Linked DNA regions of Homo sapiens: region 2 is linked to region 1. The links are chromatin contacts, found by Hi-C or POLR2A ChIA-PET in ENCODE. All regions are on one chromosome and are shown on one strand. Each heading gives the region's core, a stretch centred on a gene start or an enhancer-like site at or near the end of the contact. The rest is flanking DNA. Distances are from core to core; before and after follow the strand shown. Region 1 overlaps CLEC16A (C-type lectin domain containing 16A). Region 2 overlaps LOC400499 (putative uncharacterized protein LOC400499).

Region 1 (7,948 bases), core at 3,901-6,400:
AGACTCTTCATGTCAGGTCCCCCTGGGCCAGCCTCCCTGCCTCCCAGCGGACAGGGGAGCGCCACAGGCAGCAGGAGGCTGGAAGTGGAGGGCTTGCCCCAGTTCAGGAGAGGACTGGGGCTTAGGGCCAGGGCCACCTGTTTATTCTGGGCTCCTTTAGCCCAAATCAGTGTTGGAGGAAACTGGCAGATATTATTACATGGGCTTAGGAAGGAAAGAAAAATGGTTGGGTGATGCTAGGATGGAGTGAGAGGAGGTGAAGCTTCGGAGGAGACCGAGGGCTCTGGAGCTGAGTGGCCCTGGGGTCACGTGCTACCTGGGCCCCTCCCACATGGGGCCTCCACACTTAAATCCTCAGTGCCTGGCACATGATGAGCTGCCTTGGCCAGGCACAGTGGCTCCCTCCAGTAATCCTAGCACTTTGGGAGGCCAGGTGGAAGGATAGCTTGAGCCCAGGAGTTTAAGACTAGCCTGGGCAAAATGGCAAAATACTGTCTCTACAAAAAATCAAAAAAATTATCCAGGCGTGGTGGTGTCCACCTATAGGCCCAGCTACTTGGCAAGCTGAGGTGGGAGGATTGCTTGAGCCCAGGAGTTTGATGCTGTAGTGAGCCACGTTTGTGCCACTGCACTCCAGCCTGGGCAACAGAGCAAGACCCTGCCTCAAACAACAACAAACAAACAAACAAACAAACAACAACAACAACAACAAAACAAACAAAACCTCAATCCCCCTACATGGTGAGCTGCTGATGAGGGGCAGCTCTTACTAAGCAAACCTCCTTGGCTGGCTGTGTGTCTGCAGGACTTCTCAGAGCCTTTGTCTGGGCTCTCCAGGGGTCAGTGTTGTTGCAGGGGCTGGGGCTGAGGGTAAACCACAGATCTATGGGAGGAAGAGCTGCAACCTTAAACTTAGATGGGGAGCTCCCACTCTCCCTAACTGGATGGAGAAGCTGTTGATGCACAGCTGGGCTCCCACAATTTCCAGTGCTGAATATAACCCCACGCCCACACACAACTAAACAAAACTAGGGTACAGATTTGCCAAATATGGAAGTTTTAAAATTTTATATTCAGGGCAGGCAGGACTTCTACCTCAAGCCAGCTGTGAGTCTTAGGCCTTAAAGGAAGAAAGCGTTCCTTTCCTTCCAGAAGAGAGAGGTGGAGGAGAGGGAGCACCAGCTTAGCTTGATCGCCAGGGCTGAGCTGGCCCAGGATGCAGCAGGGCCTCCATAAACGGCTGCTGAACGAATGCACAGCCGCTCCGGCTGCCTTTACACACCACTCATTCCCAATTCACCAGTAAACCCACTGGGATAGAAGCCTCATCAAGTCTTACCTGTAGCCCCAAATTTTAACCCAAAAGAGTTCCTGTCTTTGGTGTCACCCAGCATCAAGATTTGGGGTGGGCTGGCTCCTGTTTTCAAGAGAAACACTTTCCTCACAGCAGGAAGAGAATTGAAAGACCGGACCCTAGGTCTTCTGGCAAGGAACAGCCTCAATGGGGAAGTGGCAGCCACCTGGGAGCCCTAGGGCCCTGGCCCTGCAGGGGTGAGAAACTGTCCACGAGCAGATCTGCACTTGTACAGAGCACGCCGTCGCGATTTCCCACGTGTACAGGTGTACATACACACATGCACACACTCACGTGTGCACACAGTTTCTAAGGTTATTTTGGGTTTGTTTTTTAACAAGAGCCATCAAAATCAAGGGAGACATGCACGAACCTTCACAGAACTTCAATTCTCATACATATACTTGAGGCCTGAATCAGAATGTTTTCCCATCACAGTCGACAATATTCTTCTTTTTTTTAGACGGATTCTCACTCTGTCGCCCAGGCTGGAGTGCAGTAGTGCCATCTTGGCTCACTGCAACCTCTGCCTCCCAAGCTCAAGCGATCCTCCCACCTCAACCTCCCAAGTAGCTGGGACTACAGGTGCATGCCACCACACCTGGCTACTTTTGTTCTCATTTATTGAAAAAACAAAAAGGCACATTTATTTCATTTCATTTAAAAACCAACCACTTTAGTCAAGAACTAGCGTTCTGCAGCGGACCATTTAATGACTGGAACTCTCTAATCCTTTCCTGGAGAAAGGCCTCTTTCAAAAGCCAACTTGGGCTTTTGGTTAAAATTCCTCCTGGCTCAAATTGGCTGGAGAGAACCCCTATGCTCTCCTGGCTTGGAACTGCTGTCCTGTAAGAAATGATAGGGCCCTATGGCTTGAGGAATCCAGGGAGTGGGTACCTTGTGACTAGGTGGGGAGGGGAGTGGAAGGGTCAGATGGCCATGGAGGAGGATTTTTGAGCCTTTTAGTGCAAAAAGGAAAGGAGAGCTTGGGGAGACGTGAGCCAGGGCTACCTGGAGGAGCCCTACCTGGAGGCGCCACAGCAACAAGGACATGGGTGAATGGAGAAGACGGGCAAGAAGGGCAGGATGTGGCTGGGTGCCCAGGACAGAGGAGGCAACCTGGGAACATCAGCGGGCTCAGACCAGGGGCACCCTAGAGATGGGAGTAGAGTGGAGAGGGGGCTGAGGGAAGAATTTTAACTTGTACCAACAAAGTGGGGCTCTTTTGTCCAGACAAAAGGACAAAAGGTTGCTGTTTCTGAGACCCAGGGGCCCACTGGGCATGCCTCCACCCTGCACCGGGGCTGCAAGGTCAGAGGGATCTGCCAAGGACAGGGCAGGAGGTGGGGCCCAGGCCATACAACTGAAGAGCATTTGAGGGGTAGCTGTCTCCTGCCTGCCTGTTCATCTGCTTAGTTCTCCAGGCTTCCTCAATTGCAGCGTGTCCCGCAGAGCCTCTGCCTACCCTTCCAGCCCCATCTGCTGCCAGTTTCTGCATCCCACCTGGGGTGGGCTGTAATAGCCCCCAAAGATGCCCACGACCTAATCCCTGGAACCTGTGAACATGCTACCTTACAAAAGGGATTTCATGGGTGTGACTGAATCAAAGAGCCTGAGCTGGGGGAGCTTATCTTGGATTACCTGGACAGGCCCAATCTAATCAGAAGGGGTTCTAAAAGTGAAAGAGTGAGGCAGACGAGGAGGTGAGAGTGATGCAGTGTGAGAAGGACTCATCCTGCCACTGCTGGCTTTGAGAATGGAGGGAGGGGCCATAAGCCAAAGCACAGGCGACCTTTAGAATCCAGAAAAGGCAAGAAAACAGATTCTCCCCAGAGATTTCGGGAAGGACCAACACCTAGACTTTAGCCCAGTGAGACCCGTGGCAGACTTCTAACCTCCAGAGCTGTAAGAGAATAACTGGGTGTTGTAGAAATGTGTAGCAGCAGCCATATGAAACGAATGGACCGCCCAATGTTCCAGACACGGGCTACTGACCTGGTAGCCAAACATACCTGTGTGTCTTCACTGCAGATGCCCCCTCTGCCTGGAAGGCCCTTCCCCAGGTTGTCTGCTGCTTCACACTGGCTCAGAACAACCCTTGGCTCAAAGGCTCGGACGCCCAGAAGCAATTCTTGTCCCTGTTTACCCACCCACCCCCAGCAAGGGCCCAACTACTCTGTATTCTTCTTGATCCTGCAGTTTCCAGCAGAGCACCTGCACCCACCTGCTGAAGTGCATCACTGTGCTAGATGCCTGAAGGGAGGAGGGCTCTGTCCTGTCCTTGTGTTTCTGGTGGCTAGCACAGTGCCTACCATTCAGCAAATGATGGATGGACGCGCACGGGAGTGGGTGAGGAAACACTCAGAGTCCCTGTCTACAGTCAAGTGTGCAATCTGCAGTCTGGATCTTGTGTTTCTGGTGGGAAACAGATGGGATCTATTATGGTTACTGTGCTATGATAGGAACAAGATGCCATGATAGGAAGGGAAGCCGCTGAAGCCAGGGGCCCTGGGAGACCTCAGGAAGTGGCAACAGGGGCTGCATCAATCTAGTCTGGAACCTTCTGCTAGACACTGCTTGGGACTCACATTTCCCAGAGTCTGCCAGCATGGCTCATCAGACTGGAGGCAGCAAAGGGAAGGGGGCCCAGCAGGGAACAGTGAAAGCTGTAGATGTTCATCAGTTTTGCTGCTCTGAAGAATGCAAACCATAGCTGGGAGAGAGTCGAGTTTTATGAGAAACCAGTTAAAGGCTAAAGGTTAACCGGAGTCATTTAAATGACATGCATATTTCCTGGCTTTGCACAGCTCTGGAAAACCCCAACTGCATTTAGAAAAATGCAAAGTGTATTATAAAATTCAAAGGCCAGGGTATAGGTAGTAAAAAAAAGATAAATGCAAAAAGATAATGTGGATGTGCCAAGTTGAAAAACCAGGAAGTTGCATGCGGCTTTTCTACATGAGAATTTGGAAGGAAAAGGAAAGAAAGTCTATCTCACCTTGAACCTTGTATAAAAAATGGTGGCATCCCAGTCAGTCCAAAGGCTGGAGGGAAGATGGGATGAGAACTTTTGGCTCTTAATTATTAGCAAATGACTAAAAAGTTGTGAGGACTGGGGGAGGCCAGCTCAGCCCCAACAACTTCTGAGCCTCCATGGTCTGGCTGGCTGACTCTGGCCTGGACAGTCTCTACTCCTAAGGCATTTTTATGACTGCCTGAAACAAAACAGGCCATTTCCAAGACTGGCACTGGTTCAGAACAACCACAAGAGATAGGGATGGCTGGAGTTTCAGTGCTGCAGGGAGTTTCAAGTTCTGCAAGGGAATCTCCTGCCTAGCCCATGCAAGTGATTATACACAAGGCCAAGCACAGAATGGGTTCAGCTACCTTCTGAGCACACATGTAGCTGTGTGTGGGGCTGCAGGGCTGCAGGGCTGGGGAGCATCCAGGAGGCCCAACCTATTACGCAGGCCCTTCCTCTCAAGACAGGTGCCCAAGGCTCGAGAGGGCAAGTGATTTGTCTTCAAGTCAGGTAGAGGCACACTGTATGCAAGCTTAACTTCCACAAACTCAACTACACGGATGCAGGAAAGTGGAGAGGAGAGGGAGAGAAGCGTAAACAGCTTAAATACCACAGGCCTCTCGGGCTGCCAGACCCATGAGGGAACCTTAGGGGCAGATGGGAATCTGCCTCCCTCATGGGCTTGGCTCTTCCTGCCTATCCCTTGAGCGCCCCTCAAAGTGCCCAGCATGATTCTCCCTGGTAAAGAAACCAGGATTTCATCTGACATGGCCAACCTCTTCCTCTAAAACCTGCTCAACGACGGGGTCTACTGCAGCCCTGCAGTTCAGACTGGCTGTGCCGGACCCACTCCTCATTGAGAAATGTCATTCACCCATGAGGGATCTGTGAGGGTGACTGGGACGGCAGGTGGTTTCCACCTGAGAAACTGACTTTGGAACTTAGAGAGATGTGACTGCTGTACCATGCTACCAAAGCCAGCCTTCCTGATGGCCTCTGGCTGATTAGCAGGTGGGCAAGGAGAGTTCCTAGAGGGAACTAGAATTCATGGAAAGCAGCAAAGCAGACACTGAGTGCTGAGTTCCAGAACATTCCTCACTCTGTCTAATCCCATGGTTCTCAACACTGGCTATGCAATGGAATCCTTTAGGGAGCATTTGAAAATATAGATGTCAGGGCCCCACCCCGGAGCCAGTGACTCAGAACCTTCTGGAGTGAGGTCTGGGTACAGATTGTTTTCAAAGTCCTGCTGGGCCAGAAACCACAGGGCCTTCGCACCACCCACCCTCACGCTTGGTCACAGCTCTGTCCTGGCCTGGCCTAGGAGCAAATCAGATGCCCCTAGAGCGGTTCCCCTGTGGCAAACACATTTTCACTTCTATTTTCAGGCAGGTCAAAGTAAAAATGAAAATTTATGCTTTTACATGTCCCAAGCTCAGTATTCTGTACATTTCTCTAAACACACACACACACACACACACACACACACACACACACACACACACGTTTTTTTTTGTAGAGATGGAGTTTCACCATGTTGGCCAGGCTAGTCATAACTCCTAGCCTCAAGTGATCCGCCTGCCTCAGCCTCCCAAAGTGCTGGGATTACCGGCATGAGCCACCGCGCCTAGCCATATTCTGTACATTTCTTAAAAGTTTAGAAGTATGAACAACATTTGACATTCATTTGAAAAATCTGTCCAGGCCGCCTGCAGCACCACGCATTGTGCTGGTCACCAGCAATACAGAGACCCCTCACACCCTCCACCAGAGTTCTTAAGTCTTAAATCAGGATTTTGCTCTTTTTGTTTTTGACAGGGTCTCACGTTGTCCCCTAGGCTGAAGTGCAGTGGCTCGATCACAGCTCACTACAGCCTCAATCTCCCCAGGTTTCAAGTGATCCTCCCGCCTCAACCTCCCAAGTAGCTGAAACTACAGGCACACGCCACTACGCCTGGCTAATGTTTTTTCTTTTCTTTCTTTTTTTTTTTTTTTTTTGAGACAGAGTCTCACTCTGTCACCCAGGCTGGAGTGCAGTGGCACAATCTTGGCTCACTGTAACCTCCACCTCCCTGGTTCAAGCAATTCCCCTGCCTCAGTCTCCGGTGTAACTGGGATTACAGGCGCATGCCACCACATCCGGCTAATTTTTTTGTATTTTTAGGAGAGACAGGGTTTCACCATGTCAATCAGATTGGTCTCCAACTCCTGACTTCAGGCAATCCGCTCGCCTCAGCCTCCCAAAGTGCTGGGATTACAGGAATGAGCCACCACGCCCGACCTTTTTAGTAGAGAAAAGGTCTCTCCATGTTGCCTCGGCTGGTCTTGAACTCCTAGGCTCAAGTGATCCTCCCGCCTCAGCCTCCCAAAGTCCTGGGATTACAGGCCTAAGCCACTGTGCCCGGCCCTGCTCTTTGTTTTTAAATAGATTCTAATGATCAGTCCTTGTGATTTCAGGTGCTTCCTAAGCCTCAACTTTAACGGGGATTTAGGATTCAAGGTCACAATACTTTTCAGCGTTTCTGCCTAATCTGAATAGAACCCATCTCCCTCCTACAAGAGGGTGGGAGGAAGTGCTGCTCCATTCTTCGATTCCTGATCTCCCCAGCAGGCCCTGGGGTGGGCTGGAGAGTGTGCATTGGCTGAGGGCAGGGTGGACCTGGTCAGTGGCTGGGCCAGACTCTGGGGCAATTGGCAGGCCAGCTTCCTGGGCTGGGAGAGGTGATGTATAGGAGAGATGGCCTTCTCCTGACTTACACCTTCCTTAAAGGTCGCGCTGTCTGTCACTGGTTCAGAGATTTGTTTTGGGTGTTCTGTGGTTGATCAGATATCAGGGCCAGAAGGCAACCCTCCCCTCCTGAGGCCTGAGCAATCACCGGATCCTGTGTCAAATCTGGTGGCTGGGTTCACTGGGGAAGGTGGGCGTGTGATGCAGGGGAACCCAGCAGCTTCAGGGTGAGGAGCTGTGTGTAGGCGGAGCCCCAGACAGCTCACAGAGTGGGCTGGAGCGAGGGATGTCTTGAAACTCAACGTTAATCCTCAACCCCACTCCCCCCATGAATTCCTGTTTTCTGTGGCGGCTCTTACTGCCCTCCCCTCCCCGTCAGCCAGATGTTGTCAAGGAGGCTGGCTTTGGCAGCCCTGTGGGGCAGAGTGGGGGTTTTGGGGCACCCTGAAGCCGGTGGCCCAAGGGGGAAATCTCTTGAGCTCCGTATGACTGGGCTAGCACAGTGAGGAGCAGATGGGGGGCACACATGGCACAGTGAGCTGACACCACAATGGGAAGCCAGGACCACTGAAGGGTCTGACGTCTATTTAAAAGGATTCTACTGGCTGTTGGTGTGGAAAGGGCAGAGGAGGAAGCTGACCCCCTAGTCCCAGTTTTCTAGAATCCCCACCAGCTGCAGGGGAGCTAAAGGCAGTGAGACGGAGCTGGGTTCTCTATCTATGTGATGCTTAAGCTGGCAGGATTTGCTAAGAGCTTGGTCACAGGGATGAGAAGAAACAAGGATATTCCAAGGTTTGGCTGAATAACTAGAGTGATCATTTCTTGACAGAGGAGTAGTGGGGTT
Region 2 (7,948 bases), core at 5,449-7,948, 420 kb before region 1:
TGCCACTGGCTCTGACCACAGAAGGCACATTCTGGGAAGGCTGCCGGGACTCTGGTGGGCAGACACGTTGGCAGGTGGGCCGAGTGACCAGTGAGGGCCTGTTTTGCAGGCTGCGTCTTGCTGAGATCGAGCTGCGTGTGCAGGGATTCTGTCACAGCCACACACAGCAGGGAGGCCCAGGGTCAGGGAAGCAGGTCCCAGCCTCGGAGGACCTCTGGGTGGGTGGGGGATTCAGGCCTGGCCCTGGCCAAGCCTGGGGAAAGTATGGGGGCTTCCCTGCAGGAAGCTGGGACCTGGCTTGGCTCGGCTCCTACCTTGTTGCTGTTTCTGTGGCTTTGGGTTCAGGCCAATGCAGTGAGCCTGAGACTTCAGGGGTACCAGGAGGGAAGGTTTTCCAAACTAAACATCTCCTAAACCCAGGGGCTGTTCTCTGAGTAGAGTCCTTTATTTCTTGTGAGTTTTGGGCCCTCTGCACCCCCTATAATGCCCTTTATTAGCCATCACTGTTAATAATTGTATAAAACAATTTTTTTATTAGGAATATTGGAAAAGGGTGGGCGCGATGGCTCACACCTGTCATCCCAGCACTTGGGGAGGCCAAGGTGGGAGGATCACTTGAGCCCAGAAGTTTGAGACCAACATGGTGAAACCTCATCTCTATGAAAAATACAAAAAAATTAGCTGAGCGTGGTGATGCACACCAGTATTCCCAGCTACACGGGAGGCTGAGGTGGGAGGATCGCTGGAGCCCAGGAGGTTGAGGCTGCAGTGAGAAGTGACTGTGTTGCAGCACTCCATCCCGGGAGACAGAGGGAGATCCTGTCTCTTAAAAAAAAAAAAAAAAAAAAGGTGGTCCAGGTGTGGTGGCTCATGCCTATAATCCCAGCACTTTGGAAGGCCGAGGCGGGCAGATCACAAGGTCAGGAGATCGAGACCATCCTGGCTAACATGGTGAAACCTCTTCTCTACTAAAAATACAAAAAATAAGCCAGACGTGGTCACAGGTGCCTGTAATCCCAGCTACTCAGGAGGCTGAGGCGGGAGAATCGCTAGAACCCAGGAGGTGGAGGTTGCCGTGAGCCGAGATTGCGCCACTGCCCTGTAGCCTGGGCAACAGAGTGAGACTCCGTCTCAAAAAAAAAAAAAAAGAGTATGTATATTATGTAGGAAAAGATTGCCACCTCGCTAAATATTTGAAATATGCTAAGACTCATTAGAATAATTATATTACAATCATAGTGAACATTTATTGGGGTTTTATTAGATGCCACAGATTCAGACACTATGCCTGTTCTTTCACTGCCATATCCTGAGTGCAATGCAAGGCACATAGTAGGTGCTCAATAAATACCTGCTAAATCAGAGAAAAATGAGCCAGCTTGTATGCTTGTAGGGGCTTGGGGTGCAGTGAGGGAGAAGCCAGACCTGGAGCTTCATCTCACTGGGTCTCAGCACATCCTGGGAGAAGGTGGTAGGTCCTTCCCACTTTCCCCACGGTTGTGCTTACAGGCAGGGGACGGGTGAGGTGACCTTCGGGGATCCCCCGCACTGCTGGGTGTCTCATGCTGCCCCCTCTGAATCGCAGGCCATGGACTTGTTCCTGACACTGGTGTCCCAGCTCCAGGGCCTTTCTGGGGGTGAGCTGATGGAACTCTGGCAATATTCTTCCTTCAAATGCCGAGACAATGGGTAAGGTCCCTCTCCGGGTGGGGGATGGACTAGGAGCTGGCTGGGGGCATCCCTGGGTTAAAGGAGTCTTCGTGCTGTCCTGGGTTCCCAGTGAGGGATGGATGCTGATGCGTCATCCCGTCCCCTTGACACTGACTTGTCCTTCAGTCTGAGAATGTGCGCCAAGAAGGAGATTAAGTGGGGAGCCTGGAGGTTCCCACGGGGTCCAAGCTCTATCCTGCCTGAGACCAGAAGCTGAAGGGCCTGGCGGATAAAGACAGCCATTGTTCCCTTCCCCAGACAGGGACCCTCTTGCTGGAATTAGCATTCCAATGCACCTAGGGTACCCTCCTGCTGGGGGCGTGGAGAGTCTGGGCTGGGGGGTGCTGGGCAGGGCCGGCATTCCACCACCCAGACCTTGCTGATCTGGGGCTAGTAAGGCGGGTAAAGAGACTCCCAATCTCAGAGGGGAATCTCTGAGGCACTAACTCAGTCAGCTTACGGCTATGCTCAGGAGTTTGAGACCAGCCTGGGCAACATAGCAATGCCCCCATCTCTACAAAAAATTTAAAAGTTAGCTCGACTTGGTAGCGAACACTTGTGGTCCCAGCTACTTGGGAGGCTGAGTGGGAGGATCACCTGAGCCCAGGAGGTGGCGGCTACAGTGAGGTGTGATCGCACCACTGCACTGCAGCCTGGGTGACAGAGTGAGACCCTAACTCACAAAAAAAGAAAAAATAAATGTCCTGATGTTGTGCTGAGTATTCGAGGTTTAAATTAGGGACTGTTTGCTGATTGCTGGTTCCTGTTCCGCTAGGGATTTTTACCCCTTCTCGGTGACATTTGCTTGGGTGGGTTTCAGCAGAGCACTGGGTACGGACTTGTGTTTTCCCACACCAGTGTTTCTTGGGTGGGTAGAGCTGCCGGGGTCTGGGCTGGGTGCTGCTGTGCTGAGAGCACGGGCCTCAGCCAGACTGCGGGGTCCCAGACCCGGGTCAGCCCCTCCCAAGGTGTGAGGGTGGGCATGTCTGCACCGTACCTCTCTGAGCCTCAGTTTACCCCCGGGTGACTTCGGTGAGATGAGCTTTGCAGGCGCTCAGCACGTGTGGGTCGCCTTGATGATCTCAGGCAGCCACTGTTGGATGCCCTGCCTTCCTGTGGGACGGAGCACTGTGTGGGCCTCATGAAGGAACTCATCGCATCAGCCGCGGTGGAGGCAGACGAGGTGGAGGCGTGGCTCTCATCACTGGCCTTCCTCCCACAGCCCACAGATGCTATGGTCCACATGCTGCTGGTGAGTCCCTGCACCCCACCCGGGGCCCCGGTGTCCTCCCTCCGTGGCTTGGCTGCTGGTTAGATGTGGGGGAGGTGATCAGTTCTTTTGTGCCAGCCCCTCGTAGGATAAGCAGAGGAGGCCAGACCACCCATCCTCCTGGGCTTCTGTGGCGGGTTCAAGGCAACCTTTGGTATCAGAGAATTCCGGGTTCAAGGGTCAGCAATGTGCCTCCCACCTGTGTGATCCCAGGCAAGTGATTTAACCTTCCTGAGCTTCTTTTCTGATTATTATTATTATTATTATTATTATTTAGGACGGAGTCTTGCTCTGTCGCCCAAGCTGGAGTGCAGCAGTGCGATCTCAGCTCACTGCAACCTCCACCTCCTGGGTTCAAGCAATTCTTCTGCCTCAGCCTCCCAAGTAGCTGGGACTACATGAATGCACCACCCCACCTGGCTAAGTTTTGTATTTTTTTCAGTAGAGACGGGGTTTCGCCATGTTGGCCAGGCTGGTCTCGAACTCCTGACCTCAAGTGATCCACCCACCTCAGCCTCCCACAGTGCTGGGATTACAGGTGTGAGCCACCACGCCCGACTGTTTTCTGGTCTCTATAAGGAGGATGGCAGTGGTACCTCTATCCTGGTCTTATAGTGAGGAATGAAATGCTGTGTGTGAAGTGGTTCTCCTGGTGTCTGGCACTAAATCTGAGCACTTGAAATCAGAGCTATTATATTTATAAACACACATATTTAATGAGTCTGGAGATTAGGAAATCTGTGTGAGATGAGGTCAATAATTTCTACGATATGTGGAGGTCTCATTTAACCCTTGAGGTGTCTCTATGAAGTAGGTGCTCTCATCAACCCCATTTTGCAGGTGAGAAAACCGAGGCCCAAAGAGGTAGGGCAGCTTGCCCAAGGGATTGCAGCTGCTCTGCCCTTCACCTCAATTCTGACCTGAGACCTTGGGGTGTGTCCTCACTTTCCTGGGCAAGGGGGTGTCACCTGTCACTCCCCATCTTGTCCCGGCTAATAGTGAGTGCCAAGTCAGATGGCATCGGTAGGGAGCGGGAGTGAAGACACAGCTGGTGCCAGGCAGCTGGGGTCCCTGGGGGCATCAGAGACCCCTGCATTGGTAGAATGGACCCTACCAGGATCTGAGAGCCCCTGGAGCTGGTCCAGCCCTGGCTGTCCCTCCAGGTGGAATATAGGGAGCCCTTGCCTTCTGGCCCCTGACCGCAGGGTTTGAGGTGGGGCTGTTCCAGGTAGACTGTGTTGTTGGCTCTGCTCAGCAGACAAGAATCAGGCACTGACTCAGAGCCAGGCCCAGATTGGGTCCCAAGAGGCATCACCCACAGTTCACAGCCTAGCAGGTGGCACGCTGGCCACCAGGAATGCCAGAACCACCCAAGACCTGCCCTGGGCTTAGCCCATCTCCCTGGAAATGTCTGTCTCCTTCCCCTTCCCCCATTCCCCTCTGCCTCCCTTCCCCCTCTCCCCTCTCCCTCCCTTCCCCCCTCCCCTCTGCCTCCCTTCCCCCCTCCCCTCTGCCTCCCTTCCCCCCTCCCCTCTGCCTCCCTTCCCCCCTCCCCTCTGCCTCCCTTCCCCCCTCCCCTCTGCCTCCCTTCCCCCCTCCCCTCTGCCTCCCTCCCCCCTCCCCTCTGCCTCCCTTCCCCCCTCCCCTCTGCCTCCCTTCCCCCCTTCCTCTCTTTGCCCCCTTTCTCCCTTCCCCCTCCCCTCTTCCTCCCTTCCCCCCTCCCCCCCTTCCTCCTTTCACTCGTTTATTTGTACATATGTTCGATTCATGTGCAGTAACTAAGAGCACAAACCCATCTGGACTTCCTCATTTCAGATCCCAGCCCCATTCCTCACCAGCAGGACCTTGGGCAAGGTACTTTACTTTCCCAGGCCTCAATTTTCCCCGTCTGGACAATGGGACTATTTTGTAGAATGACCTTGCAGACCAGGTGAATTGTATGGTGTGTGCGGAGGGAAGTGGCTGTTGCCATTAGTCTGGGACACAGCACTGAGCCAAGCAGGTGGCATCGATCGGCTTGTGGAGCCCAGAAGCTTCCTCTACCTGCCTCACATGTGATGTTCCATGTGCAGGCCAGAGCTCATGCCTCTCTGGGCTGTATTTTCTTGTTCTGTCATCGAGTCAGCAAGGCCCTGCATGAGCCCTGGCAGGTTCTGGGAATGCACCGGGTTCGTGAAGCCTGGGGAGAGGAGGGGGGTGGGAAGTGGGGAGTGAGGGGCAAGCAGGGAGAGAGTATTTTAATGAACTTTTAATTTCGGATTAATTTTATTTATTTATTTAATTATTTAATCATTATTATTTTTTGAGACGGAGTCTCGCTCTGTTGCCCAGGCTGGAGTGCAGTGGCGCAATCTCGGCTCACTGCAACCTCCACCTCCCGGGTTCAAGTGATTCTCGTGCCTCAGCCTCCTGAGTAGCTGGGATTATGATGCACACCACCAGGCCCGGCTAATTTTTTTGTATTTTTAGTAGAAATGGGATTTCACCATGTTGGCCAGGCTTATCTCGAACTCCTGAGCTCATGTGATTTGCCTGCTTCGGCCTCCCAAAGTGCTGGGATTACAGGCATGAGTCACTGCGCCCGGCCTTCTTAATGGTGTCTTTCAATGAACAAAAGTTCTTCATGTTGGTGAAGTGTGGCTTCTTGATGCTTTGTAGCTGGTGTTTGATCTCCCCCAGGTCCCAGTGCTTCCTGGCTTGTCTTCTCCCAGTTCTGTTTTCTTAGCTTTTCAGGGAGGGTTGGTTTGAGCATGATGACTGAGCTTTAGAATCATGTTGGAAAAGTGAAATCAGCTTAATAAGGGTCACAGGTTTGAGGGTAATTTTATTTTTCCATCTTTAAAAATGAAAAAGTGAGTATTTTAAACAGACTTCTAACTGAAGTGTAAGTAAGCCTTCGTTAGAGATTTTTGCATTAAGATTGTTTTCTTCTCCTCCCATTTTTTTTTTAAATTTATTTCCCTTTCAAAATTGTTTGTTCTTCTCTTTGCGATGTGGTTTCTGGTTTTTGTGAAAACAGGGAAGGCTGGCCCTTCTGGGTTCATCCCCCGGGCAGCCATACACAGAACCAACTGGGTCATTACTGTGTGGACTGCTCAGCACCCAGGCCTCATGCTGGCCCAGTTGTCCTGGCAGGGCCACCGGAAGTGGCTCACAGATCTGGGCTCTCTGCCAGCCAAGTGGCACCAGCCTGCCCCACAGCCCTGCAGGCTGTGACCAGGCTTCTGGCTCCAGCTTTGGTCTGGGACAGGCCCGAGCCTGCCCTGTCTGTGCCCCCGCCGCCTTTCTTGGGCAAAGCAGTCAGAGGCGGGAACCTCCAGCAGGCGGCCCCTCCCATGTGCCGGAGAGCTTCTTAGTCTTTTTATAACCCCTGCCCTCCCAGCCAAGCCCGCTTGCCCTGCTCTGTATTAAGAAAACAGACAGCTTTGTTTTCTTTGCTCAAATATAGGGAAACATTGAATGTGCTTTTTCCAGGCTCCACACACCCCTGTCCTTTCACAAAGAAAATATGCAGTGAGATGCACACGCCAAGACCCACACGCATGCATCCTGAGCGCACGTGTACACACATGGGACACAACCCACACACACTGAAGCAGGCACCCATTGCACTGGGACGTGCACACGCACACTGGATCATGTGTACATGCACAGACCTGCACGTACACTGACACAGGCTCACACCAAGGCACAGGGACACACAAACACACAGGGATATGCACACACATGCTGGATCACGTGTACACACACAGACCTACACACACTGTTGCAGGCTCACACTGAGGCAGGCTTTCCCAGGACACCCACATGGGGAAATGCACGGACACACACCCACACCATAGACCTGTCAAGACACACACACACACACACACACACACACACACACACACACACACATTGAGGCATACACGCCAAGACTCACGTACCTGGAGATGCAGATATACACCCCAGTGTATGCACATGTGAAGACATGGCAGGACATGCACATACACACAGTAGGACACTCACCCAGTGGGACGTGTGGAGACAGCCACCCACACCTGGACACATGCATAGGCACACCAAGACACACTGGGCTGTGCGTGGGCACACAAGGGACACACAGTACACACACACGCACCTGGACGCATGGGCACATGCACACATCCAATGGGACACACGAGATGCCCACATGGGGACACGTGTGCACAGGCATCCACCAGGAAATACACGCATACTAGGGTACTCGAGTGCGCTGAGACACCTGCACACCCAAGTGGGAACGTACACACCCACAAGCACTAGGATTCTACAGCACACACCAATATGCACACACACAGATGCTTATGTTCACACCTTCACACAGTGTGCTCACACCCTAGCGTAGTAACACAGATCTGGTGAAGAGTCACGAATCCAGAGAAAGAACAGAGCTGGGCAGCTCGGGCGTGGTGGCTCACTCCTGTAATCCCAGCACTTTGGGAGGCTGAGGTGGGCAGATCACCTGAGGTCAGGAGTTCGAGACCAGCCTGGCCAATATGGTGAAACCCCATCTCTACTAAAAATACAAAAATTAGCCAGGCGTGGTGGCAGACATCTGTAATCCCAGCTACTCAGGAAGATGAGGCAGGAGAATCACTTGATCTCAGGAGGCAGAGGTTGCAGTGAGCTGAGATTGTGCCACTGGACTCCAGCCTGGGTGACAAGAGCAAGACTCCATCTCGAGAAAAAAAAAAAAAGGACAGAGCTAGGCAGAGATTTTATTTCTCCACAGCTGCCAAGCAGTCCCTGTTCTGGAGTGACGTGGGTCTAGCACAGAGGCCCCTGTTCACAGCCAGGGCCCCAGGGCTGGATTTTAGAGTGAGCCCAGAATTTGCATTTTGAGAAGCCGTGAGTGTTGGTATCATGCCTGGCCTGGGAGCCAGCCTCTCCTGGGTTAAGTCTCAGTTCTATCTATAGCTGTGGGCTACCTGAGGCACGTCCCTTACC

The links. Hi-C counts contacts between places; a loop is a spot of excess contacts on that map. ChIA-PET counts read pairs that join two places held with the same protein, here RNA polymerase II (POLR2A). Pooled maps may share reads with other maps.
Region 2: a loop to region 1 is called in a pooled map, with 1.9 times the contacts of the local background. The contact joins two enhancer-like sites. A Hi-C loop is called at or near these places in 2 of 50 pooled maps. POLR2A ChIA-PET finds 5 or more read pairs at or near these places in 3 of 52 experiments (BJ, CD8-positive, alpha-beta memory T cell and WTC11).

What each region holds. Positions count from the first base shown.
Region 1 is chr16:11,075,898-11,083,845 of GRCh38, reverse strand. All of the region lies in intron 19 of CLEC16A (C-type lectin domain containing 16A), which reads right to left. Among named protein-coding and RNA genes, the nearest start is that of CLEC16A, 140 kb to the right of the region's middle. Within about 2 kb of position 5,150, at least 20 of the 41 ENCODE cell types and tissues checked have a DNase peak (open chromatin) inside an H3K27ac peak, as active enhancers do.
Region 2 is chr16:11,495,818-11,503,765 of GRCh38, reverse strand. It overlaps LOC400499 (putative uncharacterized protein LOC400499), which reads left to right. Exons shown (of 67, transcript NM_001370704.1): 9 at 1,586-1,689; 10 at 2,797-2,962. Among named protein-coding and RNA genes, the nearest start is that of LITAF, 87 kb to the left of the region's middle. RefSeq lists enhancers at 1,394-2,325, 5,059-5,607, 6,099-6,393, 6,371-6,420. Within about 2 kb of position 6,698, at least 33 of the 41 ENCODE cell types and tissues checked have a DNase peak (open chromatin) inside an H3K27ac peak, as active enhancers do.